Linked DNA regions of Homo sapiens: all the other regions are linked to region 3. Evidence: chromatin loops called from intact Hi-C (ENCODE). Cell type or tissue: MCF 10A. All regions are shown on one strand.

Region 1 (4,000 bases), 230 kb before region 3:
GTTATACTGGCAGTTATTGAAGATACTTAAGATCCAAGAACTTCTTGCTTTTATGCTAGAAATCATTATGATAGTGCTGGACACTGAAGCAAATACCATACTGCTTATACTTGGTCTTCCAGTTTTTTGTAAATTTAATTTTATATTTTTTGAAGATGATAGCAATATGCTAAAAAATGCTTGTCCCCTATATGAATATTCTGTTACGCTTGAAAAATATTTTCTCCAGCGTTGGTTACTGACCACCCCACCCTCCCACCACACACACACACACACACACACACACACACACACACACACACACACAAAGTGGAGAAAAATGTATACTCAACAATGTCATTTTGTGACTTTGGAAACAAGTTATGTTTTGTGTTTTTGTCTCATTGTGTTATTGTCTGACTAAATCTAAAACCAAACCCATGTTGAAACTAGTACTTTTCCCTTTAAAAACAAACCAAAAAAAAAAACAAAAAAAAACTTTTTAATTAAAGAACCTAGTTTGCTATGCTTAAAATTACCAAGAATTTTTTATTTCTTTGTCATAGACACAATTTCTCTTCTGTATGCCACTAGTTACATTTCTAAATTCTGAGCGGTCTCAGTTAGGCCTGTATGTGTGTACATGTCCAAGTAAAGCTGGAAAATGTCAGTCTTGACACAGCTGTGTCTTAGTATGAGAAACAGAAGACTGAAGAATAAAAACTAAGGAACAAGAATGAGTCTCTTTTTGGTGGCTAAGTAGAATCTTCCTAAAACCATTGTCATAAAAGCAGTTAAAGGCAATAAATTTTTAAAAGGGACATATCACTGATTCATTCCTAAAAAGCATGAACAAAAAGTTTTTGTTCTGTTCCAGCTATATCTTGTCTAAGTGCTAACACTGTTTCAGTGAAAATATCTAGCCATAAGATTAAAAAAATATATTATTTGCAATGCTTAAGCCTGCAGATACGTAATGTGACCACTGTTTTGTGTTGACAATATTGCTTTATACAGTTCTTGTATTTGAAAGGAATTGATCCTTTTAAAGAAACATGGTGTATATTGTTCTTACAGGACTAATTTCAGTGGTGTAAATAATAAATATCTTTTCTTAAAACATTCGTTATCTGTTCTATATTACCACATATATTTTACCTCTTTGTTGAATGACAAAATGAACATTATATTCAGGCAAGGATCTCTTGCAAAAACTTAAATGTGTATGGTGATGTTAAAGGTGTGTATATCACTATTTATACATTCAGGAGTAGTTTTAGCAGCTAATCAGATACATAAAATTACTTAATTCTAATAAGTACCTTTTTTCAGAAATATATACTATTTTCTTTGTGACAGGTTTTGAGGATATACAGTGCAGAAGAGTTTGAGGACTCTAAAGTGATTCAATTAAAATATATTTCTTAATTATGAAGTAAAATTTAAATATTTAAGGATAGAACAGAAATTTTAGAGTATTCATTTTTCATTGGTACATTTTTCCCACTGTAAAAGACAACTTATTCCAAAGTACGCACGGAAAGGGCTTAATCTTCTCAAGAAAATGGAACACTTAAACTATTAACATAGGTCAAGAACGGGCAGACATTTTCGAAATCAGTATAAACTAAAATACAAAAGTTAGCAAATCACAGGGAGCAAAGTAGAATTTTACAAAAACATATTCTGCCATTAGGTGGTGCCCAAACCAAAGCTTCTTAGCTGCTGTGCTTAATTAAGCCACTCCGGAGAACATTGTCATTGAGCTTGTTGAGATAACGTGCTATATGTGATTAATACCATTATAGAGTGTGGGAGTTTTCATTTGTCTTCTGCATCTCATGGCTTATTGAACAGCTCCATCTCTATATATCTATGTGTGTGGCACACACAATTGAATCAATAGATCACTTAATTTGGATGCATATTTTGGTGAAACCACAAATTATTTTTATCAGATACATGTGTTAAGCATTAAAACAGTATTATACGAAGTATATTTAGCCTAAAAACTACAGAACATCAGTAAATCTTTGATTCAGAGGGAAGTTTCTAATTTCCCCTCAGGTCTTTGTTACCGAAATCAGTTATTGGACTAATGATACCTATAGCAGCTCTTCAGTGTAAAAGGTAAGGAATGGAAAAACAGGTTGTTACAGTAAGCAACTGAAACTTATTTTTTATTCATGGAAAGTAAAATAGTTCCTTGAGAGGAAGAGGAACTACAGGATAGGGACTGGGAAAAAAGGATATGCAAAAAAACGCAGATTAGTTGCATTTTAGGTTATTGCTTGGTTTTTAGGTATTAATAACAATTGGGTGGTCAGAATGGTAATAAAACATGAATAATAAACGGTTGAGTTTTCTCATCCCAAGTACTCAACAGAGCTCTCTCAAGGGACGAACTGTTATGGTCTCCAATGAAGTATTTTACATCAAAATTCAATCTTCTTATGAACTAGCCCAAGAAATGTCTGTGAAGATTAAATGCTTAGATATTTATGTAAAGATTTAGTTTTGCTACGTGAGTCTTGGTGAGACATCTGAATATTTTAAATTTTTAATTGACAGTTGTTTATGGGGTACAATATAGTGTTTTGATACATATATCCAATGTGGAATGATTGAATCAGGCTAATTAGCATATTCACCTCAAATATTTATCATTTCCTGGTAGTGAAAACATTTTAAATCCTCTTTTTTAGCTGTTTTGAAGTATACGTTATTATTAACTGTAGTCACTATGCTGTGCAATAGATCACCAGAATGTATTCCTCTTATTAAACTGAAACTTTGTACTCTTTGACCAACATCTCATCTTTCCCCATCCACCACCACCGCCCTCCCCAACCTCTGGTAACCGCTTTTACTCTCTGCTTCTGTGAGTTTGACTTTTTAGATTTCTACGTATAAGTGAGATAGTATTGTGTCTCTCTGTACCTGGCTTATTTCATTTAGCATAATGTCCTTTAGCTTCATTCATGTCACAAATGACAGAATTTCCTGAGTTTTTTAAGGCTGAATAGTATTCATATATATATACACCATATTTTAAAAATCCATTCATCCCTTGATAAGTACTTTGTTTTTTTCTATATCTTGGCTATTGTAAATAATGCTGCAGTGATCCTGGGATTGCAGGCATCTCTTCAGAGTGCTTAGTGTTTAAATCTTAAGAGAATCTTTTTGTAATCAGTTTCATAGATTTAGCAAAGACTTCTGAGAAATTAGTGCCTTATAAGAACTGAAATCAATACGAAGCATCCTGTAGGGCTAAAAATGGTGTCAGTTATCTAGTAATGTCAATGAGCTTCCATGTAAAGTGTTTAAAATCTTGCACACCTCCCACATTAATAATTTCGTAAAAACACTTTGGAAGTAAGCAAGCACTTAAATGCAAACATAAGGATATTTCCTGATATGAACTGTTACTCATTAAAATGCTGGTTTGCTTCCAAAAAGCTTTAAAAGCTGAACTTACAGCTTTTAAGAACATTTGTAAACAGTAGAAACAAAACCTTAAAAATATCAAAAACAAAGACTGCTAAGCTTTAATGATGTTTCCATAAACCAATATGGCTATGATGAACACACATTAGTGTATGTGTATAATTTGTTACACTAAAGGCCAAACTGATGACTTTTCAGGAATCTAGAGGTAAATCAATTATTTAATTGAATACAAATCCCTCTTACTTTTATTCCCAGTTCTTAATTCTCTGGAGCACTGATTGCTATTACTTCTTGTTGGATAATCTGTGAGGAGAACTGCTGTAGCTTCCTAAATAAGGCTTTTGAAAGAGCCAGTGGTTTGTCAGAAAAACATGTGACTAAAATCCCTCTTTATTGGCAACAGGACCTTGGGCAAGTCACTTCAACTCATTTAACTTTTGCTTCCTTCTACTTAAAAAAATTCTGCACCTGTCTGCCTTTCCCATAGGCTGTGGCAAAGTCAAATGAGACAGTTCCCATGGAAGGACTTGGAAGCAGCAAAGGCTTATATGAATGTCAGATGTTAAAA
Region 2 (4,000 bases), 72 kb before region 3:
GAAAACTGTGGGAGTTGTAATGCTTCCCATCTCAAAGAGAAAAAGAGTTCTCACTGTGAGCTGTAAGGCCATCTGTGATATGCAGCCCCAACTCACTGGGATGGCTACATAATTTTGGGGGCCCAGTGCAAAATGACAAATTGGCCTGCAGCATTATTGCCATCTCCCTGAGCACAGAGATTTCTGTCTTTTTGTTTTGGCTTGATGATGGCTCTATCTTCAGTGCCTGGCACCTGATAGAGGCTTACTATTTTGTTGTTAGTGTTGAATAAAAGCATAGTGTTTGAGTCATGATGTGGATGTATTGGTAGGACTTCTTTCAACATTTATTAAGTTTTTTTGGCATTGGGCTAAGGAAGTGGGGTTTCAGCCCTGGCTTCACAGGGGAATTGCTCCAGCAATTCTTAAAAATCCCAATGCCAGGCTTTACTTTGGACTAGTTATGTCAGAATCTAGTGGGGGTGTGTGAGGGGCCGTCAGCATTTTCAAGCTCCCCAGCTGATTTCAATGTGCAGCCAAGTTTGAGGACCGGTGCGCTGGCTCAACCGCACTTGCTCTCAGTGGCTGTTGTGTATTGTTAGGCAGCTTGTTAACTGCTCAGAAGGTCCAGGGCCATTTTCAGATTTTCCAGATTGTTAAATTTGAGAAGGAGGGTCTGTCCTGTTAATAAGCTTGCCAGGGAATTTTGCTTATACCAAAGTTTGCAAACCTAAACTGTTCTCAATCCTATTCATTTTACAGACAGGAAAAAAGAGACAGAGAGAGGTTAAGTAGTTTGCCCACGGTAACAAAGTAGGTAACTGGCAGAACCAGGATTTGAACCTAAGGCTTCTGAGCTTACCTAGTAGCTTCTCTGCTTTTTCTTTTTGTTTTTGTTTTTTTAAGATGGAGCCTCGCTCTGTCACCCAGGCTGGAGTGCCGTGGTGCGATCTCAGCTCACTGCAACCTCTGCCTCCCGGGTTCAAGCGATTCTCCTACCTCAGCCTCCTGAGTAGCTGGGATTACAGGTGCGCGCCACCACACCCGGCTAATTTTTGTATTTTTAGTAGCAATGGTGTTTCACCATGTTGATCAGGCTGGTCTCCAACTCCTGACCTCATGATGTGCCTGCCTCGGCCTCCTAAAGTGCTGGGATTACAGGCGTGAGCCACTGTGCCTGGCGCTTCTCTGCTTTTTCTTTGTGATAAAAATCTAAGTGTGCTCCAGGAGTTGGTTGTGAAAATAAAATAAAGATAAGGTTAGGTGCAGTGGTTCATGCCTGTAATCCCAGCACTTTGGGAGACCAAGGTGGGAGGATCACTTGAGCTCAGGAGTTTGAGACCAGCCCAGGCAACATAACCTAGTAAGACCCCACCCCCATCTCTACAAATAATAAAAAAGATAAGATTAAGAGGATATGCATGTTATATTGTATATTTTGAAGATGGAGAAGTTGGTATTTCTACTCCATGGTGAGGAAACAGGTCCAGCCTGGGGGACTAACTCCCACTCCCAGGGTCTTTGGGGCTTTAAGAGGCAGAGCTGGGATTGCAGATGTGGGCCATTTTCTCCAGACTCTTAGGTTTTGCAGGTGAATCATTCAACACCTAGGGCATCCCAGAATCCATGTTGATTGGTGCCTAATAGGCCTGTAACCAATGATGAGAAAGTGAGTGGCGGGAAGGCTGGCTAGGTGAGTGAGTGAACCAGTGAGTGTGAAGGAGTCATTTGTCTATTTCATGGATTCTTTCTATTTTTCAAGTAGAGTTGGATCACTAGAGGGCAATATCGGCCAAGAGAAAGAAGAATTCTTCACCACCGTTTCTAGGACTGGTGAAGGTAAGACATCTGTGTCTGTGGATTTAAACCAAAAAGGGAGACTCTAATTTACAGAGCAGTTAAAGTGAGCTTTGCTTTCCCCTGGGCTTTCAGGCTGATGAGAACCTTTCTCAAGCCCCATTAACACGTACAGCCACTCCAGACCTTTCTAGACTTAAAACCAACAGGGCAAACGGGAGAGGAGGGAAATCTTGGTTGGCCTGAAAAGTGGATGTTTATAGATAATAGGAGGTTTTAGAAAAAGACATTTTGTAGCTTCTCAGACTTTTACAACATTGATGGGAGTTAATGTTTCGAGAAATGGTATTATGATGAAGTTGTATGCTGAATTAATTTTCCATAAATAAGACCATACATTTCCACAGATTGCTTTGCCTGCTGTATAATGAGAGTGTGTGCTCTTGCTGGATGAGCATTCTCTCCCCTTCCTCCACCTACCGCCTCTTCTCTCCATGAGCCCTAGAGTAAAAGTGATCTGGGTATGTCTCCACTGGTTGTAAGGCCTTGAGTAAGTCACTTAATTCTTCTGAATCTCAGGGTCATCAATGGTGACATTGCAAGTTTGTCCTGAGGTTTAAACACAGAACATGTGGGTCTCCTTGGAACTCCTTTCAAGCTTCTGTTTCTTTGTCTTCTCTTCTCTGCTGTTCCATTAAGCACCAAAAGTTCTGATGTCAAAAGAGCAGCTAAGTCTTTACTGAGAATTCACCAGTTGCCCCTCCCTGGGGCCATCACTAACCCCAAGATGTGCATTTTGGAAGCTATCTGAATTGGAGGGGGCCCCTAAGGAATGAATTTCAAGTGAAAGCCTTTCAGACTCAGCACCTACTCAGTGCTAATAATCATTACTCCTATTAAGGACATACGATGTGCTAAGCATTGTGCTGAAGGTTTTGTAGGCATTACCTCCCTTAATCCTTGCCACAAACCTTATGAGGTAGGTGTTTTGTTACATCTTTTTTACAGATGGGGAAACTGAGGATCAGAGAACTTAAGTAACCTAGCCAAGGTCACACAGCTATTAAGTGGCAAAGCTGGAGTCAATCCCAGGTCTGATTCCAACCCTTATGGTCAAGAAGGGGGCTAGGAATAACATATGTGTATCATTCACCCCATGCCAGGGTGACTTCCATAGAAAGGTTGTATGTCCAGGATACCAGAAGGAAGAGGAGGCCACACACGATAGAAACACCTGGAGACACTTCCCAGAAGTGGGGTCATTTGAGCAGGGCCCTGAGGATTAGTCTGGGTTCTGGCAGACAGAGATGAGGAGGGAAGAGAGTATTAGAGGAAAGACCAAATGCAAAGACAAGGAGACTGGAGAGCATGGCATTTGTTTTGGGGATGTGGATGTATCCAGTAATGTGCCACCATATGAGCGGGTGCTACCTATCATTATTTGCATTTTACACATTAGGAAAATGAGGCACAGAGAGGGTAACTGATTTGGCCAAGGTCACACAGCTAAGTGGCAGGGCTGGAATTTAAACTGCCATCTCTCTGACTCCACTTCCACAGGGTAGAGAGCACATATGGATCTCAATTCAGTCACAACTAAGAGAAAGGCTTTAGTACCTGCGGCTTCTCGGAGGATCCCAGGGCCAGCAGCCCAGCCATGCCAGAGGTTTGCACATCAATATGCCCCTGACCTGGAAATGTAGCGGGGAGAATAGTGGGGACAGGACAATGTTCAAGTTCTAAGACACCAACAGTAAGAATCTACCTTTGCGCCACACCCAGCTTTCTTCTCACTCCCGCCTTGGGATCAGATTACTCTCTTGCATTCTTTTACATTTCATAAAAACTGTTCATTAACCATGTGCCAGACCCTTAAACAATACTGAGGCAGAAGGTTGGTTTAGAAACCTGTGGGAGGTCATGTAGTGAGCAAGTGGTAGATGGAGGATTCATTCCCAGCCTGGGCTGCTCACTGCTGTGCTATTCCCCTCTCTTGGGGAAAAGAGCAGGGGACAGATGAAGAGATGGGCTCTTGTGAAGCCCATCCTGTTTCTCCTAATGGCCCCACAAGGCAGCTGGTTATAGGTGAGGCTCAGGAGCTCTGAATGGTTTACCAGGGCTGGTGGAATCAACACAGGAGTCCAGATCCTGACCCTTCATGCTGCGCCACGTCCACCTGCCCTCAGAGTCTCCAGGCCACCACCTCTCCTCCAGTCTGTCCCCA
Region 3 (4,000 bases):
CCCTCCGAAGGCGGGGTCTCCTTGTTTGCCTCCAGGGCCCTAACGACTAGGGCAGCCTGATTCCCTGCACAAATTCAGCAACAGACTGCTGAAAGCCATGCTCTTGCACAAGGAAAAGTGGGAGGGAAGGGGATGGATTCTGTCTGAGATCACTGGGTGCCACGCTCTATGATCTACGAGTTGCTTTTAATTTCCTGTGCTCGGCCGCCGGCAGCCTGATGAAATGAAGCAGATAGCAGGGCTTCAGATCTAGCCCTTCCTGGGCTAGGGCTTGTCTGCTTGCTGCAAGGTTATAATCTCCAGACTCTGAAGAGAGAAGAGCTACGTGCACTGTACCCCCACAACCACCCCCCACCCCACCCTGTTGCTGCAGCCTCCTGAGCCAGGGAATAGGCAGAAATGAAGCTGCTTGATGTTGCCTATGGTTCCTAGGGCAGTGGTTCTGAGTTGGCCATTTAGGCTTTGAGGCCAGACAGAGATGGTTTGGATCCTGGTTCTGTTGCCTCTTTGCTGTATGCCTTTAAGGCAAGTTGCCCTAACTCTCTGAGGCTCAGTTTTCTCAACTGTAAATGACGGCTATAAGTACAATCTACTTCATCCAGTTCTTACGAAGATTCAAAGAGAATGAATTCAGTGTCTGAGCTGAGGTGCCTGGGACCTAACTCCTGCTGAGTTGGTGGCAGGCGCCCTGGTTGTCTGTATCTGCCATGTAGTCACCAGGATCAGCTCTCAGCAAAATGGCCCAGTTGGTGGCTTTCGTCTTCTATCTGCTTTCCTTTTAGTACTCCTTTTCCCTTCCAGGTACTGACTGGTCTTACTTCTCCTCATCTCTTTTGGTGTGGACAACAATAACTCCTCTCCTGCTGCTGCTACTATGACTCCCACCACCACGCCTTCCATCGCTTCCATGTTGACTGTGCCAGGCATTGTGCCCTTAATGTGGGCTGCATCAGCTAATCTTTACAGTCACCATTATTTCCACTTCACAGCTGAGAAAACAGAGTCACAGAGAGTCGAGGGGTTTTCCCCAGATTTATAGAGTGAATAATTAAAATGAGCAGCCTGATGGTCATTTACACTATGTGATAGAGACTTAATGGATTATCTCTATCACAAAGTTTGCATTTTCAAAATGCTCTTCAAAAAGAGGTCAGAGCCTAGTCCAAAGGAGTTAATTGATAATAGCAAGTAAATCTTTCTCAACAGGCTTAGGAAAGAGAGGATTTTGTTGAGGGACATGGAATACCTTCATACTACCCTTAAAAAATGAAACCAAGGCCACTGCTTGCTGCATCTGAAATTTAGATCAGTCTTGAATGTGTCTATGAGAGAACAGTACAAATTTCCTTGCTGCATTTCACGAAACAGGTAGCAGAGTGGAAATTCCTGGGAATTATACTTCTTGATGCATGAGATTGTTTAACAAACACGAACTCTCCCCCAGACTTTCGATTTAAAGAAAATCAAAGACCTTCCCTCAACTCAATGAAGTGTTAATAACACCACGGAGTCCTGAGCCTTCGTCCTGAGCAGCTGCAGGGCTTCCCGCCGCCTGCAGGTGTCGCTGGTGGCTACTGACCCATCTGCTGCTTGGCAGGTGATGGGAACAGGAAGAAGGTATGAGTCAACTCAGTTTTTTTTTTTTTTTTTTTTTTTTTTTAGAGACAGGGTCTTACTTTGTTGCCCAGGCTGAAGTGCAATGGTGCAATCATAGCTCACCACAACCTCGAACTCCTGGGCCCCAGCAATCCTTCTGTGTCAGCCTCCTGAGTAGCTGGGACTACAGGTCCCATGCTCAGCTAATTAAAAACATTTAGTAGAGATGAGGTCTCACTATGTTGCGTAGGCTGTTCTCAAACTCCTGGGTTCAAGCAATCCCCCTGCTTCGACCTCCCAAAGTGCTGGGATTATAGGCATGAGTCACTCCACTCGGCTAGGTCCCCCATTATGACACATTCTTTAGCTCTAGGGACTCTTCAGGGATAATCAACTCTGTTCTTTTTGCAGAGAGGGTGCCCAGGAATGGGAAGTGACCAGGTTTAGGTTCCCCATCCATAGTCAGTGGCCTGGCTTGCCCAGAATTTAGTGAAGAAATGTCTTTGGTGGAAATAATCGGAGTGTTGGATGTTTTTACAGCTTATGCTACTGTTAATCAGGGACGTTGACCTTCCTTCCCCTCCCGTTCCCTCTCTCTATCTCTTCTTTTTCTCTCCTCTTTATCTCTTCCCCCATCCCCTTCCCATTTGGTCTTCACAGCAACCAGGTGAGTCTCCAACACTTTAACAATGAGTAGCAGAGGCTTGGAGAAGGACATAATACGCCTGAATCACCTGAAAGTGGTTGACAGAGGAGAGACTAAGGCCCACCAAACATGTCCCTCTTGGATGCTCCACTGCCTTAGTGGGGCTGTCTTGGCTCAGTTACTGATTTGCTAAGTCCTGGAGCAAGTTAAATTACTTTGTTTCTCTGTGCCTCTGCTTCCTTGTCTGTAAACAAGACAGTAACTATAGCTACCTCACAGGGTGGTCATTAAAGTATATAAAGTGTTTATCAGAGTACCTGGTACTTAGCAAGTACTTAAAAAAGGTCTTTGTCCTGACAACACTAACATTGTCATTATGTAGATTGTGTGCCCTCTAACTAACGTTATATGTTGGACTTGAACTTGTTTTGTGCTTTGCAGTGTAAAATATTTGTTTTGCAATGCGAATTTAAAAGCAATCAATTTTTCACTTGTTGAAGATGTTAATACCTAGTGCTGGTGTGTGTGTGGTAATGTGGGAGATAGGCACTTTCATTGGGGCTGCTGCATTCAAACAGTGCCAGCCAAGGGCACCATCACTTCCCCTAGTATTGTATAAAAAGGTGGGCCTGGCCCTCATGCCCCATTCACGGGTAGAACTCGGTGTCAGCTTTGGGAAGCTGACCAAAGTGCCAACTTTGGTGTTGTGCATTAGATGCTCTCGAATGTTCAACTTGAGACAAAGCAGGATAAACAAAGCCCCAGTGTCTAAAGATGACAAAAAGTCACCTGAAGGGATTTGGACAAAGCAGTAAGCATTCTTCAGGGAGTGACAGTAAAACCAGGGAAGGAAACTGAAGATGCCTCATGCTGGTGTGGTCCAGTGGAGAGGGACAGGTTCAGACTATTGCTAGTCGAATATTAAATAGAAGAGTGACCGCTGAAGAAAGGAAACCTTAAAAGCAACCTGCCAATCCTATGTAGATGACTCACAGACCTCCCAGACTTACCTACCCTCTCGATTCCATCCATCCTATTAAGCTTATTGCTCCCCACTCATCTACTGAACCCATTTCATTCGTTCCATGAGGATGATAAGCACATCTTCCTCACAGAGCCGCTATGTGCAACCATACAGAGACCTTTCCTCAAAGGTTAGCACATACTCAAAAAAAGGCAGCTCTTCTTTTTGGGCCTTCTCAGACCAGATTCCTTTGATATTCCTTTGATACAGACTAGGAGACAAGAGGACTGTCTTCATTTGCTCATTAGTCAGCTGTCCTCATTAGCTCTGTAGTCCTGGATAAGGCCCTTAGGACCTTTGAGCCTCCGTTTTGCCATCCATGTGTGAAATGTGAATAATAATGGTACCTGCCTCACAAGGTTGTTCTGAGTATTAATTGGGATAGTGCATAAAGCACTTGGCATGATGTCTGTCTCAGAAGTGGTCTGGAAGTCCCCTTTATAATTGTTACATAACAATGTTATAATTATTACATAATTGCCTCTCTGAGAGTCGGCTGACTTCCACTAATCTACATCCCTGGTGTTACCCACTGGTTTGATTTCCACAGTTTGCCCACCTCTGAGATGAGGAATAGATTCCAATACCCTCCATCTAGCAAGAAAAATGATGATGGGCACACTGGGAGCATTTCCTTTTGCACTTGCCTTGTCCTGTTGCTGTTTTAGAGCTATGTGCTGCGTGCCATTTGCAGGTAAGGCCATTGCCACAGCAAGATTGGGACATCAGGCACA
Region 4 (4,000 bases), 66 kb after region 3:
CTAAAAGCAGAATGGCTGGATAAAAGACTACACACATGTTTAATCTCTTTGATCCATATTGCTAAATTGTCCTCCAGAATGTTATTTCAATTTATACTTGCACCAGTGCGTGCTGCTGCAGCCATTTTTGGTTCAATAGGCACCAAATTGCTCTAGGGTTGGGTGTCAGAATCTGTCCTATGTCTTAAAATAAAACAAAAAAAATCTCTATTGCTTCCAGCTCAAGGTATTAATGCTTGAAAGATATTCCATGTTTGAAGGGATTTTTGTGGTGCTGGCCTACAAGTTGACCTTTTTGACGTGAATAAGAAACATTCTTCAAAACTGTGGTTGACATCCAAGGTAGGAATTCTGGCACAAGAATCTTTCGAGTTCCATTTCTCCTTGGTGTGATAAAAGGTAACTTACAACCCGAGTCACATTAAGCCCCTAATACATGTGAGCTGGTGTTCCAGGCCACATCTTCTGTCTGTCTCCAGAGAGGATTTTGTTTTTTGTGGCACACCCATCACCTGCCACACTCCACAGCCACACCGCACACTCCACAGTTTCAGCTGCCACCTAGTAGCAGCCAGACTCATGAAGCCTTTTGGCACAAGGCCTAGGTTTGCAGCATCAGGGAAGCCTTCTGGGGTGACCATGTCGGGAAAGGGAGGTCTGATGTTGAAGCCAGGCACCCTTGGATATGAATCCCAGTTATATCTATTAGTTGTTTTCTATCTTGTTAGGTCATGTAACTGCTCTGCCTTCACTTTCTTGTCTGTAAAATGGGAGATTTTTATAGCTAGCTCAGAAATTGTTGGGAAGAGTAGTGACAAGGCCCAGCAGATGCTGAAAAATAAAGCTGGGGAGTGGGAGAGGGTCTGTGGAATTTGGGGGGCGTCTGCCCTTGCACTTCAGCCCCGTAAACTCTGAGACCCTAAAGTCTCAGAGTTAATCACAGCTCAATACACCAAATTAATCATAGTCCTTTATTTAAGAAGGAAGAAATAATGAGTGAGTTTAATTTTCCAATCCCACTTTAGGCGGTCAGCTCTCAACCCTGAGTTCTAGTTTGATTGCACTGTGGTCAGCTCTCAAGTAGAGGAAGATAATCATGGGTAAGGCGTGCTGCAGGGCCTGTTTTCTGCAGATGTCTTTCTCACTAGCCGAATGTTCCACCTGAAATTCCAGCATGTATCTTGTTGTCTCCAAGATGCCCTTGTTAAAATACAGATATCTTTAAGGGAAGCTGCTAGACGTTAGCACAGACTCTGGAGTCAGATAGGCTGGGGATAAATTCCCGCTCCCCGACTTGTTAGCTATGTGACTTTGGAAACATTACTTCACATCTCCGTGTCTCAGTTCCTTCATCTGTTCAATGGAAATAACAATAGTGTTAAGGGGAGAGTAGATGAGATAATGTCTGGGACAAGATAAGTGCTCAATTAAAGTTAGCTATTGTTAGTAGCTATTACTAAACCCTGAGAAGAAGGGGTAGGTGGCGATATGACTCCACCAAGAATATGCTTAAGTTTCTCCTTCATCTGGGTCAGTTTCCATAGGCTTTGCAAAATAGATGCTATTTCACAAATGAGGACAACTAAATCTCAGAGAAATTAACTGGTTCTGAGTCACACAGCTTCATCAGGATGCCATGAAGAAACAGGATACAATGCACACTCTCCTTTAGCTGTGCCACCAATAACCCTCCTGCATAACTTCTGGCTTCCTAAGAGAGGACTAATGGTTGTAGCCCCTGAAATCCACCTACACACTCTCCCTGAGATAGTCTGTAGTGGACAGCTCCCAAATGCTTTCCATTTTGAGGAAAGACAGCTTGAAGAGCAACTTGCAAATGCAAGGTCAGATACCAAGCCCAGAGGCCGTACGGATGTCACACCTCAGTTCTTATGGTGATGACTTGGCATTTAGAGATGAAAAAATCATCTCCAAGGCAACGTAGGTGACTTATTTACAGATGATTAATCCCATTGTATACTACTGCCAAATCCACTTCTGGCTTCACGCCTGGTGACATGGGGAAAATACCACGGCTTCTTCGTCTTGGGTACATTTCCATCTGCTGGGCATTCTCTGGGTTCCAGGGGGAGGTGAGTCAACAGTCTGTCAATGCTATGGATTTAGTGTCTTGATGTGGGTTCTAATGAGAGAGTTTTTATAATGTTTCACGCCCTCCCACCCCTGCCAGCCACAATGGTAATATCAAACCCAGAGACCAGGAACAGAGGAACTTGCTTTCTTCCAGCTTTTGATCTTCCACCTAATATGATCAGAGAATTCTTATTTCATTTAATATATCTTTCATAAGTGCCTACTCTGCACCAGATACTGTCCCAGAATAGAAGAAAGTACACTTCCGGAAAATTTGCTATGATCATGAAGAAACTGAACTCAGACAATAATAATTATAATAATATCTCCTATTTATTAAGCATTTGCTGTGTGCCAGTTGCTGTACCAGGAACATCACAGTTTATCCTCCCCAAAGCCCTTGGCTGTAGGTCCTATGGTATCCCTGTTTTTCTCTTAATAAAGATAAAACACAGAGAGGTTAAGAAGCTTTCCCAGGATGGCACAGCTGGGCAAGTGGTGGAGTTGATTTTACGCAAACACAGTCAGTTCTCATTATTTGTGGCAGTTATGTTCTATAAAGTGGCTGTGAGCACTGAATTAACAAGTACTAAACAGTTGCTCCTACAGGAAACACAGGGTTAGATTCCTTTGAGCCTCTGATCAATATATAACCTTGTTTTAATTATGTTTTGTTTAAAGATATCTTATTCAATATACACTTTTGATTCATTAACACTGAACTTATAGCAACAGCACTGTGACTCATCCCCAAATGATGCTTCTCTTACGCATATATTTTGTCTGTAAGGCACACAGCAGCCTTCTACTTAGGATCACTTTAGCACTATGCTTTGGGACCATTTTAAACAACAAAATCACCATCATGAAGCATAAAAATGAGAAAAAATGGGGCACTAAATAGACCACAAAAGAGACACTTGTTCTCAGGCTGAGAGCTGAAATGAAAAAAGCAGAGTGTCACTTTGTTGTCCCACCTCAGCTAGGAATGCTTGTGTTGAGTGACTCAAATTTTTTGCTGCTCTAAGAATACCTGCAAGTGACCACAAATGTGCCATGAGTGTTGATCTTAAAGTTACAAATAAATTTTAGCATGTAGAGAAATTCCATTCATAAGGAGAATTGGGTATAGTCTTATTCCAGAGTATGTTTTTACTCTTATTCACACTTTACCCCCCTGTGGTCAGCAGCCTCTAAGATAGCCTTCAGGGATCCCCACCTCCTGGTCTTCATGCCCTTGGTAACACCCTTGGTAATGCCAATCCCCTTGAGTATGTGCCAGACCTAGTGACTCATTTCTAATGAATAGAATGTGGTATAAGGTCATAGGATATCACTTTCAAGGTTCAGTTACAAAAAAACTATAGCTTCCATCTTGGACACTCTTTCTCTTTTATTAATTTTCTGGGAAGCTTGCTGTCATGTTTTGAACTGCCCTATGGAGAAAGCAACATGGCTAAGAATATGAGAGAGCCAACAGGACAATGAGGACCTCAATACAGCAAGAAACCAAATCCTGCCAACAACCATGTGAGTAAATATATCCTCCCCCAGTCAAGACTTCGAGTGAGATTGCTGCCCTGACCAATACATTAGTTGTAGCCTTGTAAGAAACCTTAGAACCAGAGGCAGTAAGCTAAGCCATGCATAGATTCTTGGCCCAAAGAAACTATAAAATAATAAGTTTTTGTTTTAAGTCACTAAGTTATGTTTTAAGTCACTATGTTTTAGGGTAATTTGTTACAAAGCAAAAGATAACTAGCACAACTGCCTTCTCACATGCTACATTTATTAGATTGCATGGAATTATTAGCTACATTCTTTACAATGCTCTACTACATCTAATCCTCACCATGACCTGGTAAATTACTGATATTATTCTCATTTTGTAGATAAAGCAACTGTC
Region 5 (4,000 bases), 220 kb after region 3:
TCATTTTGGGAAATAAAATCAATTTTATTTTATCATTTTGGGAAATAAAATCAATTTATAATGCAATATCATTACAGAACCTTAGCTTTAAGGATCCTTAGCTCATGAGGACAATGCACCTTGAGTTTGCATAATAAAATGTTCACCGGCCGGGCGCGGTGGCTCACGCCTGTAATCCCAGCACTTTGGGAGGCCGAGGCGGGTGGATCATGAGGTCAGGAGATCGAGACCATCCTGGCTAACAAGGTGAAACCCCGTCTCTACTAAAAATACAAAAAATTAGCCGGGCGCGGTGGCGGGCGCCTGTAGTCCCAGCTACTGGGGAGGCTGAGGCAGGAGAATGGCGTGAACCCGGGAAGCGGAGCTTGCAGTGAGCCGAGATTGCGCCACTGCAGTCCGGCCTGGGCGACAGAGCGAGACTCCGTCTCAAAAAAAAAAAAAAAAAAAAAAAAAAAAAAAAAAAAAAAAAAAGTTCACCATGATGTGAAGCTGGCAATTGCCAGGGATCATAAATAAGATAGGACTTTTGGGAACATCAGGGAGAAAACTTTAGCTTAGAAACAGTGTTTGCCTTTTGCACTGCTATATGCCTGGTATATCCATGGCCCTTTTCTGTCTTAAGCCCATCCACTTTATTTGACAAACAAATGAAAAACAAGACTCAGCTTTGGATGAAGGAAGGTGGAGAGAAGTTCTGGGAAGGACCTTTTGCTTTCTGGCAGAGGGGGAACAGAACCTACCCATGAGGGCAGGGCTCTGATCTAAGCGCCCATGAGAAACTCATGAAAAGTAAAACCCACTTCCTGCCTGTTAGGGGTTTATGATAAAGTAACTGCATGCAAATAACAGAAAAGCAAGACTGACCATGCAATGCATTTCTAAAGCTATACGAAGGACATACATGGGAGAGGCAGAGTTTAATTTTGGTAACAATGAAGTAAGAGAAAGAATTGAAAATACTCCTGGAAAAGGTAGATTTTAAAGGGTGGATCAACAAGTGAAGATGGCATTCCTGGTGGAGAACCAGGCACAAATGCGGGCACAGAGGTGGGGAACTGCATGCCATCTTGTCTGGTCCAGCAGTTGAAATGTGTTGTCAGGCAAGGTGGGAAGTGGAGACTAGAGAATTAAATCAAGTCTTGATGGTGGAGAGCCTGGATTGTTGGGTCAAGGCTGTGGGATTTTATCCTGAAGACAACAATTGATGTGTTAGAGGGATGGGAGCATCGTGCTTAAGAGTGTGGTCTGTCTGGCACCATGCAGCTGCCCTTGCTTCCAACATAACATCATTTACTTAACGTCTCTGAGCTACAATCTCCTCATCTATAAAAGATAGATGATCATAGTCCTATTTTACAGACTCCTGGTGAAGATTCAATAAAGCAATGCATACAAATGCTTGCACAGGGCTGGCCACACATTAAGCATTTACTAAATGCTCATTTTTAACTTTAAAGGTTTTGACATGGGAAGTGATAAGATCAAGTCTTGTCTCAGGATGCCATTGAAAGTAATGGCAAAAACCACATGCCAAAAACCTGCATGCCAAAACAATTAGGTTGGTGCAAAGTAATTGAGGTTTTGCCATCGAAAGTAATGGAAAAAACTGCAATTACTTTTGCACCAACCTAATTGTTTTGGCATGCAGGAGAGGCTGATCTAGATTTTGGGGCCAGCCAAGGAGAAGCATGTGAAAAATCTGTAGCTGGGGTTGGGCCCAGGAGGGATACCACAGTGGAGAGTCCTGGGAAGAGGCAGCCAAGGAAAGAATAATTTGCTTTGCTTCTCTTAGAGGGAGCAGCTTCTCTTCTCGAGGGAGGGTAGAAAGAACCTCAGAGGGTCCAGAGTATCACTCAGGAGCTACTCAGCCACAGGGGCAAGGATAAAAGCAACAGCTTGGACAAAGTCCTGGAGGTAGGATGGGATGTGTGGAATAGCCACTGCAAGACAAATGCAATTGCTCAACACCAATGCAGTATCCTGGTACCAACACTAAAGGTGTCCAGAGGGTGAGACTGGCACCCTATGTACTGTACTTGTCTCATTTATACCAAAGCCTGCAATGTCCTCCTTGGCTCCTCTGTTTTTACAGATTCTACTTCTCCCTGCTTAAGTCACACGTCCTCCTTGGGACCTTTCCCAACAACTCTAGCCTATACTGAGCTCTCCCTTCTCTGAACTCCAGAAGTACTTGAGACAGACTCACTCTGTTCAGCAGCTAGTTGTTCTTTCAACTACAAAACAGGAGAAAAAGTACATAGAGGTTTCTCATGTACATTAAATGAAACAATCCTTGTAACGCACTCAGCATAGTACCTATTGCCTCATCAGTGCACAGTAAACATTAGCAATTCTTCTGCTGTTGCTCCTCCTCCTCCTGCTTCACACTGACATTATTATGATTGCCTAAACACATATGGTAGATGACATCTTTGGGAACAACACACTCCGGGAGACAGGGGTGCGTGGGCCATAGCTGTTATGCCCACTCTTTCTCTCCCACTCAGGAAAACATCCTAGAGAACGAAGTGAATGAATATGACATTATTATTGCGATAACCTTGAATCTACTCTAATTCATGTTTGTTTTTTAAATCATCTGTCAATAATATTGGTACTTTAGCTTCATGAGTCACAAATTACTTGTGGTACAACTCATAATATATTGTGACTCACCAATGTACCGTGGCCATGAAGGTAAGAACTTCTGCTTAAAGTATTAACCTATGTTAGTTCAGCCTTCCTGGCTAGACTGCACACTCAATGAGAACAGGGACCCTAGTCGGCCCTGCTTCCCACCATGGGTACACAGCAAGTGCTTGCCAGCTAAGCTCTTGATTGTCATGTGCTGATACACTGATACCTAACAGCACTTCTAGAAAGGTACTGGTTGCTTAAAACTGGCACTTTCATAGTTATGTCTAATTCTGCCCAATTCCTGTGAAAATCTCTGTGAAGGGAGAACATTTCATCAGGACTTTTCTGTACATTCATCAGAACTTTTTGGGGTGCAGGTGACAGAAACCTAATTCAAACTTCCCTCAGCAAAAAAGACATAAATTTTTTCATATAATTGAAAAGTCTAAAATTGTAGTTAAATCCAGGTGAGGCTGAATCCAGATGCTCAAATCATATCAGTGTAAATGTGTTTCTCTCAGTCCCTCAACTCTGCTTTTCCTCTGAACTGTATTTTCTAGCATGTTCTATGCTGCTTGTGGGAAAGATAAGACACCAACGGCTCCAGGCTCATTTCATCAGCTTGACAACAGCCAGCAAAACCCTGTCACTTTCCTAATCACTTCAGCAGAATCCCAGAGCTGACACTCATGGATACAGAATGGGTCACATGTCTATAACTAAAAACTTCCTGTGACTTAGTTTGACCAGGTATAAGTCACATGCTCGGCTTAGGGCTGGGGTAGAACACATACTATCTAAAACAACAGGTTTGGGAGTTCAGCAAGGATGACTTCCCAGAAGATAATCTTGATGCAGTTCCTAGAGGTAGAAAAAATGGATGCTGGGCAGACAAATATTTTCAACATTTGGTAAGCCTGGGTGAGGCGTAATGGTTATGTGTAGAAGCAAGAACAACCGTTTCCATGTCAACTGCTGTCCCCATGGTGAGAAAGACACTGACCCATTGCATCATCTGTGGACAGAGGGTGGCCTTTGCAGACAGCTCTGCGCCCTGACTTTGGTGCCAGCATTGCAGAGCTGCAGTTTCAAGGCTCTCGCAAGCAGAGACTGATCCCATCAGAATGAAGAGAAGTTAATGGCATCTGCTGAGCTTCATAGAGAAGGGCTTTGCATGTGGGTGAGCCCGGCTTACATAACCAAAATGGGGGGCATCTGGAAACAGCTGCTAGCCAGTTAGCAAGAAGGTGAACACACATTGTTCTGGTGTGATTAGTCTGTCTCAGGAATTGCCTTTTCATGGGGCCCTAAAGAAGACAGTAACTGCTTACCCCATCCCACCTCCATGCTTGGCTTTCTCTTT
Region 6 (4,000 bases), 450 kb after region 3:
AGAGTCAGAGCTTGTTAAATGGTAGCTGCTATTCTACAGACATGCCCTGAGGTTTTGATGAGTGGCCCTCAGGTTCACGGAGTGTTGAGACCTCCACTGTTCATTGTTCACTGTTCAGATTTGTTGAATGTCAGCTTAAGGATGACCTGCTGGGGCCATGTCCAGCCAAGAAATGTTTTTCCCTGTGTATATCCTGCTCAATGTGAGCCTTTGACCCTTGCACTTCTCAGTCCCTCTAAATCGCCCTTGGGCACTCAAAGACTAAGTGATGTGGGTGGGCTCACGGCAACATCTGTTCCTCGATTTATCCCTCCTCCCCTCACCACCCCACCCCGGAAAAAAAAGAATAAAATAATAGAAATGCTTCCCACATGTGGTTTCCCAGGGCTGCACCTACATAGCAGGAGAAATTCACTATGGATTTGGGTGGTGTGCAAGATTGAAATGACATCTAGAGATAGCACAAGAAACCGTGAGTCACATATTCAGTCAGTCCATCACTGAGCAAATATCTATTTCAGCACCTACTACGTGTGCCAGGGCCTGGGCTCTCCAGAGACAAAGTGGTTCCCTGTTCACTTCTCTTTCAATCCTTTAGGTTCCTCAGAGAGCAGTGCCTCTCAGTTTAGGGCCAAAATGTCTTCAGCACCTCTCAACCACTGCTAATCTCCCTTTTCGAGAAAGAGGGAGCAGGCCTCATTCACACCACAGTCTGGAGCTATCCAGGAGGTACAAACATTGTTTTGTTTTCATCTTATTTTCTCCACCATGATGTTTTATTTATAGTAAATGATGCAAGTTTTAAAATAGTGATAGAAAGCTTCCTTCAAAAGAATTGAGATACCAAAAACTAATTGACGCAAAGAAAAGCGCTAAGTAAATGGTGGTCCAGGTGGCAGAATGATGAATGCTTAGCAAGCTTTAGACCTGGGATGGGGGAGTCTCAACCCTTTGAGGGTTACTGATCCCCTTGAGACCATGACGACAGCTATGGACCCTAACCAAGAAAATATAGGAATGTTGCCCACAATTTTAGCAGGTTCAGGAACCACGTGGAGACCATAATTCAGCTGGTATTGGAAAGAGCAGTAGGGTAAGTCTCAATGCCCACACAGCACATAGACCTCATCCTCTTCACCACCTTCTTCATCTTGGTAGCAGTGGTACTGGTGGTAACAGCGGTGCTGGCAGTTGTAACAGTAGCAGCGCTCAAAGCAGTCATCATAGCTATACTTATTGAGTGCTTTCAATGTGCCAGGTACTTACCAAGCCTGAGCTCACCTCATCCGTACAGAAAATAATTATTACCCTCCCAATTTTCCAGGAAACCAAGCCTCACCAAACTTAAGGATCTTCTCCAAGGTCGCCCAGCTGAGAATGCCAGGGCTAGGGTTTGAACCCAGATCTACCTACCTGTGATGTCTGAGCAGGTCCTTAACCACTAAACTCCACTGCCTCAATAAATATTTGCTGAAGCAAATGAATGGCAACTTGAACAGGTCGTGGTGGCCACTCTGCCATTCACCAGTTGAGTGACCTTGAGTGAGTCACTCCCCTCACCCTCACTGGCCCTCCATTAAGGAAGGAGGCTTCCCAGGCCTGGCGAGCCATGATTCCAAGAGGCAGGGCAAGGAGCATCAGGAACATTCCATGAGCAAGGGAAGCGGAGGCAGGCTCAGGGCCAGGCTCGGGAACATGCACAGGGGGTTAGTGGCATTGTTAAAGAGCCCAGCGCAGCCCTGACTTCCAGCACAGAGTGTCCAGGCCTTCCAGGAACCCACACTTCCTGTTGTATTTACTCCCCTCACCCAGCAGCTTCACCCACCACACTCTTCTCCAGTGACAGGTCTGTTTGGCTGCCCAGGGGAAACGATCCCTGCCACACATCCTCTTACATGCCTAACAGGCTTAGCATCTTGTTACTTAACGACAGCTTCTTGGTTTCCACCAAGGCAGGCCAGTGCAGCAAACGGGACCCCCCTAATCCCAGCAGCTACTGTGCTGGCAGAGGAAGAAGGAGGAAGGAGGGGGTCGAAAAATTTGTGGCATCTGTGGCAGCCTGGCGGTCCAGTCCCTGACCCACACTGCCCCGCTGTGGTGAAAGTCTAGGGAAGCAGGCACGCCCCAGCAGGGATGGGCAAGGCTTTGGTCTCTGACTTCATGAGGGATCTGAATTTATTTATTTATTTATTTATTTTTTTGACACAGACCAGGCTGTAGAGCAATGGAGCGATCTCAGCTCACTGCAACTTCCACCTCCTGGGTTCAAGCGAGCATTTTGGCTAATTTGTGTATGTTTAGTAAAGACAGGGTTTTACCATGTTGGCGAGGCTGGTCTCAAACTCCTGACCTCAGGTAATCCGCCCTCCTTGGCCTCCCAAAGTGCTGGATTACAGGTGTGAGCCACCATACCCAGCCAGAACTCTGAATTTTAAGGCTGAAAAAGACCCAGCTCACACCACTCAATTAAAGAAAGAAAACAGGCACAAAACTGGAAAGCAGTTCACCCAAAATGATACATGTAGTAAAATAGACCCCAAATATGTTTCCTAAAATTAGATTTCCAGCCCAATCAGGGATTTACAGGGACAATAATTATTATTTAGTTAATTACTATTCATGCAGAGTTGACTGAGTGACAGACACCTGGGATCCAGAGTGCTCATAAGGACTCTACATGTTTTTACCTTGCTTAATCCTCACAACAATCAGAGAGGTCAGTACTATTATTAGCCCATCTTACTGATGAGGAACTAAGGCTTAGGGACAGTATGAAACTGGCCCAAGGTCACATGGCCAGAGCCAGGATTCTATTCCAGGGAGTCCCATTCCAATAAAAAAGGGGACTCCCTGTCAGAAGTCACTGAGGACTTGTTCAGGGTGCAAAGGAGGACAAAATAAAATGAAATGCAAATGGAACAAGAGGGCAAGATCAGTGTTCACCTACCAAACAAGTGAGGATTAAAAAGGCTGAAAGAGCCCAGAGGTGGGGAGTTGTAGGGAAAATGTCAGATTCAGGCACAGTTGATAGGTGGGTAAATTAGTACAACCAGTTCAAAAGGCAATTTGGCTGTCAGGGCTTAAATGTGGAAATGACCCAGTGATTCCTCATGTGAATTTATTGCACAGAAACACCCAAATGTGCATGAAAAAGTGAATGCATGTGGCTTTTCATCACTGCAGTCCGTAATAGCCAAAAATTGGAAATCACCTATAGAGAAGGCATTAAATAAAACTACCATCTATCCAGACAGTAGGATGTAATGCAGCCCTTGTGGGGTGGGGAGAGAAGTGAAATAGCACCACGTACTTTGACAAGGAAATATCTTTTACATACTGTAAGCAAAGAGAGCAATTTGGGGAAAGGTATGTGCAGTATGACCCCATTTTTTTAAATCTGGAAGGATTCCAAATAAAACTGTTAACTCTGATCCCTTCTGCTTAAGTGGAGTATTTTCACTCTAGACTTAACAGATTTTTTGTAATACGTATTTTTTAAATTCAGCATGTATTACTTTTGAAATAAAAAAAATATACAAATCTGGAGGGGAAAAGAAAAGAAATGAAGATATAGCTCCTTTCCAGAAGGAATTTACAATCTGGGTGATGAACTAGGATTCAGCCAGACCTGGGATGGCTTAACATGAAAAAGCAAACAATAAAATAACAAAATATGATCTGCTTGTATGAATTCTATGGGGTACAGAATAAATAAGTCCATCTGAGTTGAGTGGGGCTAATCAGAGCTGAGTTCCTGGAAGAGAATGGGTCAGGATATAAAGTATATTTAGAAAATGGTCACTATTTATTATTTTCAAGATGTCAGACTCTGTGTCAAGTATTTTACATGGATATTTTCATGTGTTCACAGTAACTCTATGACATAGATATTGTCCCCATTTTACAGATGGGAAAATTGAGGCTGAGATGGCTAATTAACTCTTCTAAAGCTGAACAGCCAATAACTCAAGAGAGGTTTCAATACGGGTCTGTGTCATCC
Region 7 (4,000 bases), 260 kb after region 3:
GGATGTGGAGAAATAGGCACACTTTTACACTGTTGATGGGACTGTAAACTAGTTCAACCATTGTGGAAGTCAGTGTGGCAATTCCTCAGGGATCTAGAACTAGAAATACCATTTGACCCAGCCATCCCATTACTGGGTATATACCCAAAGGACTATAAATCATGCTGCTATAAAGACACATGCACACGTATGTTTATTGCGGCACCATTCACAATAGCAAAGACTTGGAACCAACCCAAATGTCCAACAATGATAGACTGGATTAAGAAAATGTGGCACATCTACACCATGGAATACTATGCAGCCATAAAAAATGATGAGTTCATGTCCTTTGTAGGGACATGGATGAAATTGGAAACCATCATTCTCAGTAAACTATCACAAGGACAAAAAACCAAACACTGCATGTTCTCACTCATAGGTGGGAATTGAACAATGAGAACACATGGACACAGGAAGGGGAACATCACATTCTGGGGACTGTTGTGGGGTGGGGGGAGGGGGGAGGGATAGCATTAGGAGATATACCTAATGCTAAATGACGAGTTAATGGGTGCAGCACACCAGCATGGCACATGTATACATATGTAACTAACCTGCACATTGTGCACATGTACCCTAAAAGTATAGTAATAATAAAATTAAAATAATAACAATAATAATAATAATAATAGGCACATCTCATTTTCTCCATACCCTATTCTTATTCTCTAATCTTGGTGGGTAATAAGTTTTTCAGACACTTCAGTCCTTGCAAATGGATGCAAGGCCTAATATACAGTACACATTTATCCCTAAATGGTGTCCCTATTTTTACAGAAAAGCAAGGCTCAGAGAGATGGCATAACTGATCCAACTGAACTCCTTTTAACATGCTAACCTCTACAGGTAACAAATGCCAGCCAGGACATTAGCAAGAAGCACTGGCTTCTAACCATTTTGGTCATTTAATAGCTATGTAAGCACTGGACTTTTCCAACTTCTGTGAGCCTCTGTTTCTTTCACCTGAAAATTGGGTATAATAATGGCACCTACCTCCCAGGGCTGGTGTAAGTCTCCAATGAGATATACATATGGAAAGCTAAGGACACTGCTTAGCAATAAATGCTCAATAAATATTAGCTGCTACTATTACTATTATTATCCTACTGTAATAGGGTTACTATCATTAGCCTACATTATTACTATTTTATATTACTCTAATTACTATTACTACAGTTCTTATCCTACTGTAATAGAATTCTATCGCTCCTATTTCTTTAATTCTGAGAGAGTCAGGTTGAGATGCTGCCCTAATTATCTGTGTGTTCCCAGTATCCAGCATAACAGATACTAATTTAAACGAGTGAGGGTGTGGGTGGATGGATGGATGGATGGATAGATGAATGGATGGATAGATGAACTGAGACAGGTAGAGAGATGGGATGTAAATAAATGTGTGCTATGGACAGGTGGATAGAGGGGACCTTAAGTAACTTAGTATGTCAAATGCCTGAATAGGAAGGCCGGTAGGTGGTTGGCAGAAGAGTGGACGGGTGGATGAATGATCGAACGGGTGGATGGGTGGGTGGGTGGATGGATGAAAGAGAGGGGTCTTAAGTGACTTAGTGTGAGAGCCTGAATGGCTAACGGTAGAGCAGGTGACTGAATGAGGGGTGGACGGACGCCCAGATGCCTGCTTCCTGGCTTTTCTCCCGCTCTGTCTTCACAGCCTGCCCTTCCTCGGCTCCAAGGCGCCCCCGAGGGGTGAGCTTCCTGGGCGCGCTCCGCAGCGCCCTCCGCCCCTAGCTCGCGGGGAGGGCGTCGCGCGGCTGTTCAGCGGGGCAGCGGCCTAGCGGCGCGGACCTGGGTCTCCTCCCTCGCACCGGGCCGAGCGCCGGGCTCGTCTGCATTGACGTCTGCGGCGGCGGCGGCGGCAGCAGCCGGGCTCTCGGGAGCCTGGGTGAATTATGATGCACATCCACCGCGGCTGCTAAAAAAAGGGCAGTGACTCACCACCGGCCGCGGAAACTTCCACGAGCGCCGGCCGCAAAAAGGCGGGGGCGCCAGGCCAAGGGCGGCTGCGCCCGGGGCGCGCGGCAGCAGCCAGGTGTGTCTCGAAAGCAAAACGGCGAGGACCGTGGCGCGGGGTCGGGCGGGAACCGGAGAGACCTGGGGCCTGCGCCTCGGCTGCTACCGGCCTGGGTTCCACAGCTTGGCGCTCAAAGCCAGCCCTTGCCCGGAAGAAAAAAAAAAAACAGATGTGATGTGGCAGGTGACAAAGGGGAGAGCAATAGCTCATACTCATCGCTCTACTACATGTGCTAAGGTCATAATTCACTTAACCCTCAAAACAGCCCTGAAGGCAGGTCACGTGATTATCCCTGCTTTACAATGGGGATACTAAGGCCAGAGAGAGAAAGGGGCTTGCCAGCGGTGGCAGAGCTCTCAGTATACCCAATAAAATAGTAATGTGGCAGCACTGTGGAATCCCTGCCGTGTGCCCAGGCCTGTGCTGGTGCTACAGAGATGGACAAGAGTGGTCCCGCTGCGAGGAGCTCACCGTATAGCACTCTTTCTGAGATATGTCCAGAAGCATTTACCTGGGGGGACTCAATTCCATCCCCTTCCACCCGACAAATATTTTCGAGCTCTGCTGTGTGCAGAGAACAATGGCAGAGGAGACAGAGGGTTACAAAGGTGACTAAGGCAGCCTTAATTTATTTTTTGTGCATTCACCAAGTAGTTAGTAAGCACCTACCATGTGCCAGGTGAGCGAGGTAACACTGACCTGTCCCAGCTCTCATGGAGCGCACGTTCTAGCAGGGAAGACGGGTAAACAAGGTGTGAGAAACGCTACATTAGGGGGCTGGAGGCACACGCAATACAGCGAAGGAGCACCCAGCCTAACCTAGGCAATCAAAGAAGGTTTCCAGGTGGCAGTAACTTTGAAGCCAAGGCTGGGAAGCTAATTGGAAGTTAAGCATATGGAGAGGAGGTTCGGGAAGAGAGTTTCACTCAGAGAGAACAGCATGTGCCTAACCCCAGAAGTGCCAGAGATCATGACGGGTTTGAAAAACTGAAAAGCATTCAGTATACCTGCAGCAATGGGGGCAAAGGAGGAAAAGTGGAAAACAGGAAGCTGGGAGCGGGTTCACCCCAGGCACCTGTTTGAGGGCTAGCGACTTAGCCAGAGGGCAAACGAGCTAACAGCTCAGACAATAGCCAGCTGCATTTACAAGGACAGAGGGAAATCAGTTCTATTGGTAACAAAGCCGGCAGAATGAATGCCCTACTGGTGGGAAAGGAAGATCAGGGAGAGCTTCCTGGTGAAGGAGGCATTCAGGCTGTCCCTGGTTGATAGAGTTTCTGCAGAAGAGGAAAGGAGAACAACTAGGAAGAGGCATGGATGCCATAGCGCCTCACCCAGGCCCTTCACGGATCCTCTTGAAAGGCCAGAGAGCCATTTGCAAGACTAGGGCTAATGCAGTAAGCTTCTTCTAGGGTCTGGGGTATGGGCGAAGTGGCCTTCAATGAGCTCCATGTGAAAAGGAGGCACAGCCCTGGTCTTTAAAGAAGCTTCTTCTATCCATTGGTGCTGGCAACCGAAAAACGGAATTCATGTAATTATTCTACAATATGTACTGAGTATTTACTGTGTGCCAGGTGCTGTGATAGGCACTAGAAATTCATTGGAGGGCAATAACAGACATGGTACCACTTTCATGGAGATTAATTCTGGAAGGGAATAGGTCAATTTTTAAAAAGACACAAATAACTGTGAAATTCCCACCATGAGAGTGCCCCCAGACACAGGTAAGTGGTCTTATGAGAAGGCAGGTGAGGACTGCTGTATTCTAAAAGGCATGGACAGGATGCTTTAATGATGTAACAGTTGCGCAGGATCTAAAGGATGAGAAGAAAGTAACAAAACATGGGTGAGAGGGGCAGTGCTTCAGGCAGAGGGGACAGGCCAGGCAAAGCCCTCAGGGAAAGGCCAGTGTGACTGGAATAAAGAATG

The links. A loop is a pair of places that touch in the nucleus more often than their neighbours do. Peaks named below come from ENCODE experiments on the same cell type or tissue, not always from the same donor. Only the 100,000 strongest peaks of a DNase experiment are listed, where the experiment ranks them.
Region 1: a loop joins it to region 3, with 10 times the contacts of the local background. A loop is called at or near these places in 2 of 110 quality-filtered maps.
Region 2: a loop joins it to region 3, with 5 times the contacts of the local background. A loop is called at or near these places in 32 of 110 quality-filtered maps.
Region 4: it touches region 3 in a loop (8-fold over the local background); 5 of 110 quality-filtered maps call a loop at or near these places.
Region 5: a loop joins it to region 3, with 2.5 times the contacts of the local background. A loop is called at or near these places in 2 of 110 quality-filtered maps.
Region 6: it touches region 3 in a loop (11-fold over the local background); 20 of 110 quality-filtered maps call a loop at or near these places.
Region 7: it touches region 3 in a loop (4-fold over the local background); 18 of 110 quality-filtered maps call a loop at or near these places.

What each region holds. Positions count from the first base shown.
Region 1 is chr5:159,284,938-159,288,937 of GRCh38, forward strand. UBLCP1 (ubiquitin like domain containing CTD phosphatase 1) reads left to right here. Exons shown (of 11, transcript NM_145049.5): 11 at 1-1,099. Among named protein-coding and RNA genes, the nearest start is that of UBLCP1, 24 kb to the left of the region's middle. In MCF 10A, a CTCF peak has its summit at 1,670 (motif pointing right); a DNase peak (open chromatin) is centred at 1,704.
Region 2 is chr5:159,442,906-159,446,905 of GRCh38, forward strand. No RefSeq gene overlaps it. Among named protein-coding and RNA genes, the nearest start is that of LINC01845, 21 kb to the right of the region's middle. In MCF 10A, a CTCF peak has its summit at 1,766 (motif pointing right); a DNase peak (open chromatin) is centred at 1,766.
Region 3 is chr5:159,514,468-159,518,467 of GRCh38, forward strand. All of the region lies in intron 2 of LOC105377685 (a long non-coding RNA gene), which reads right to left. It overlaps LOC105377684 (a long non-coding RNA gene), which reads left to right and starts at 1,110. Exons shown (of 20, transcript XR_941139.3): 1 at 1,110-1,617; 2 at 3,817-3,960. RefSeq lists an enhancer at 1,443-1,492. In MCF 10A, a CTCF peak has its summit at 1,539 (motif pointing right); a DNase peak (open chromatin) is centred at 1,564.
Region 4 is chr5:159,580,094-159,584,093 of GRCh38, forward strand. It overlaps LOC105377684 (a long non-coding RNA gene), which reads left to right. Exons shown (of 20, transcript XR_941139.3): 13 at 221-342; 14 at 3,507-3,624. Among named protein-coding and RNA genes, the nearest start is that of LINC01845, 120 kb to the left of the region's middle. In MCF 10A, no CTCF peak of the experiment used is centred here; DNase peaks (open chromatin) are centred at 1,628, 2,008, 2,858 and 3,368.
Region 5 is chr5:159,733,783-159,737,782 of GRCh38, forward strand. No RefSeq gene overlaps it. Among named protein-coding and RNA genes, the nearest start is that of LINC01847, 140 kb to the right of the region's middle. In MCF 10A, no CTCF peak of the experiment used is centred here; DNase peaks (open chromatin) are centred at 2,369 and 2,669.
Region 6 is chr5:159,963,656-159,967,655 of GRCh38, forward strand. All of the region lies in intron 1 of ADRA1B (adrenoceptor alpha 1B), which reads left to right. Among named protein-coding and RNA genes, the nearest start is that of TTC1, 43 kb to the right of the region's middle. In MCF 10A, a CTCF peak has its summit at 2,072; a DNase peak (open chromatin) is centred at 2,106.
Region 7 is chr5:159,771,508-159,775,507 of GRCh38, forward strand. No RefSeq gene overlaps it. Among named protein-coding and RNA genes, the nearest start is that of LINC01847, 98 kb to the right of the region's middle. RefSeq lists enhancers at 1,530-2,044, 1,966-2,095, 2,045-2,557, 2,206-2,295, 2,973-3,480 and a silencer at 1,746-1,795. In MCF 10A, no CTCF peak of the experiment used is centred here; a DNase peak (open chromatin) is centred at 1,974.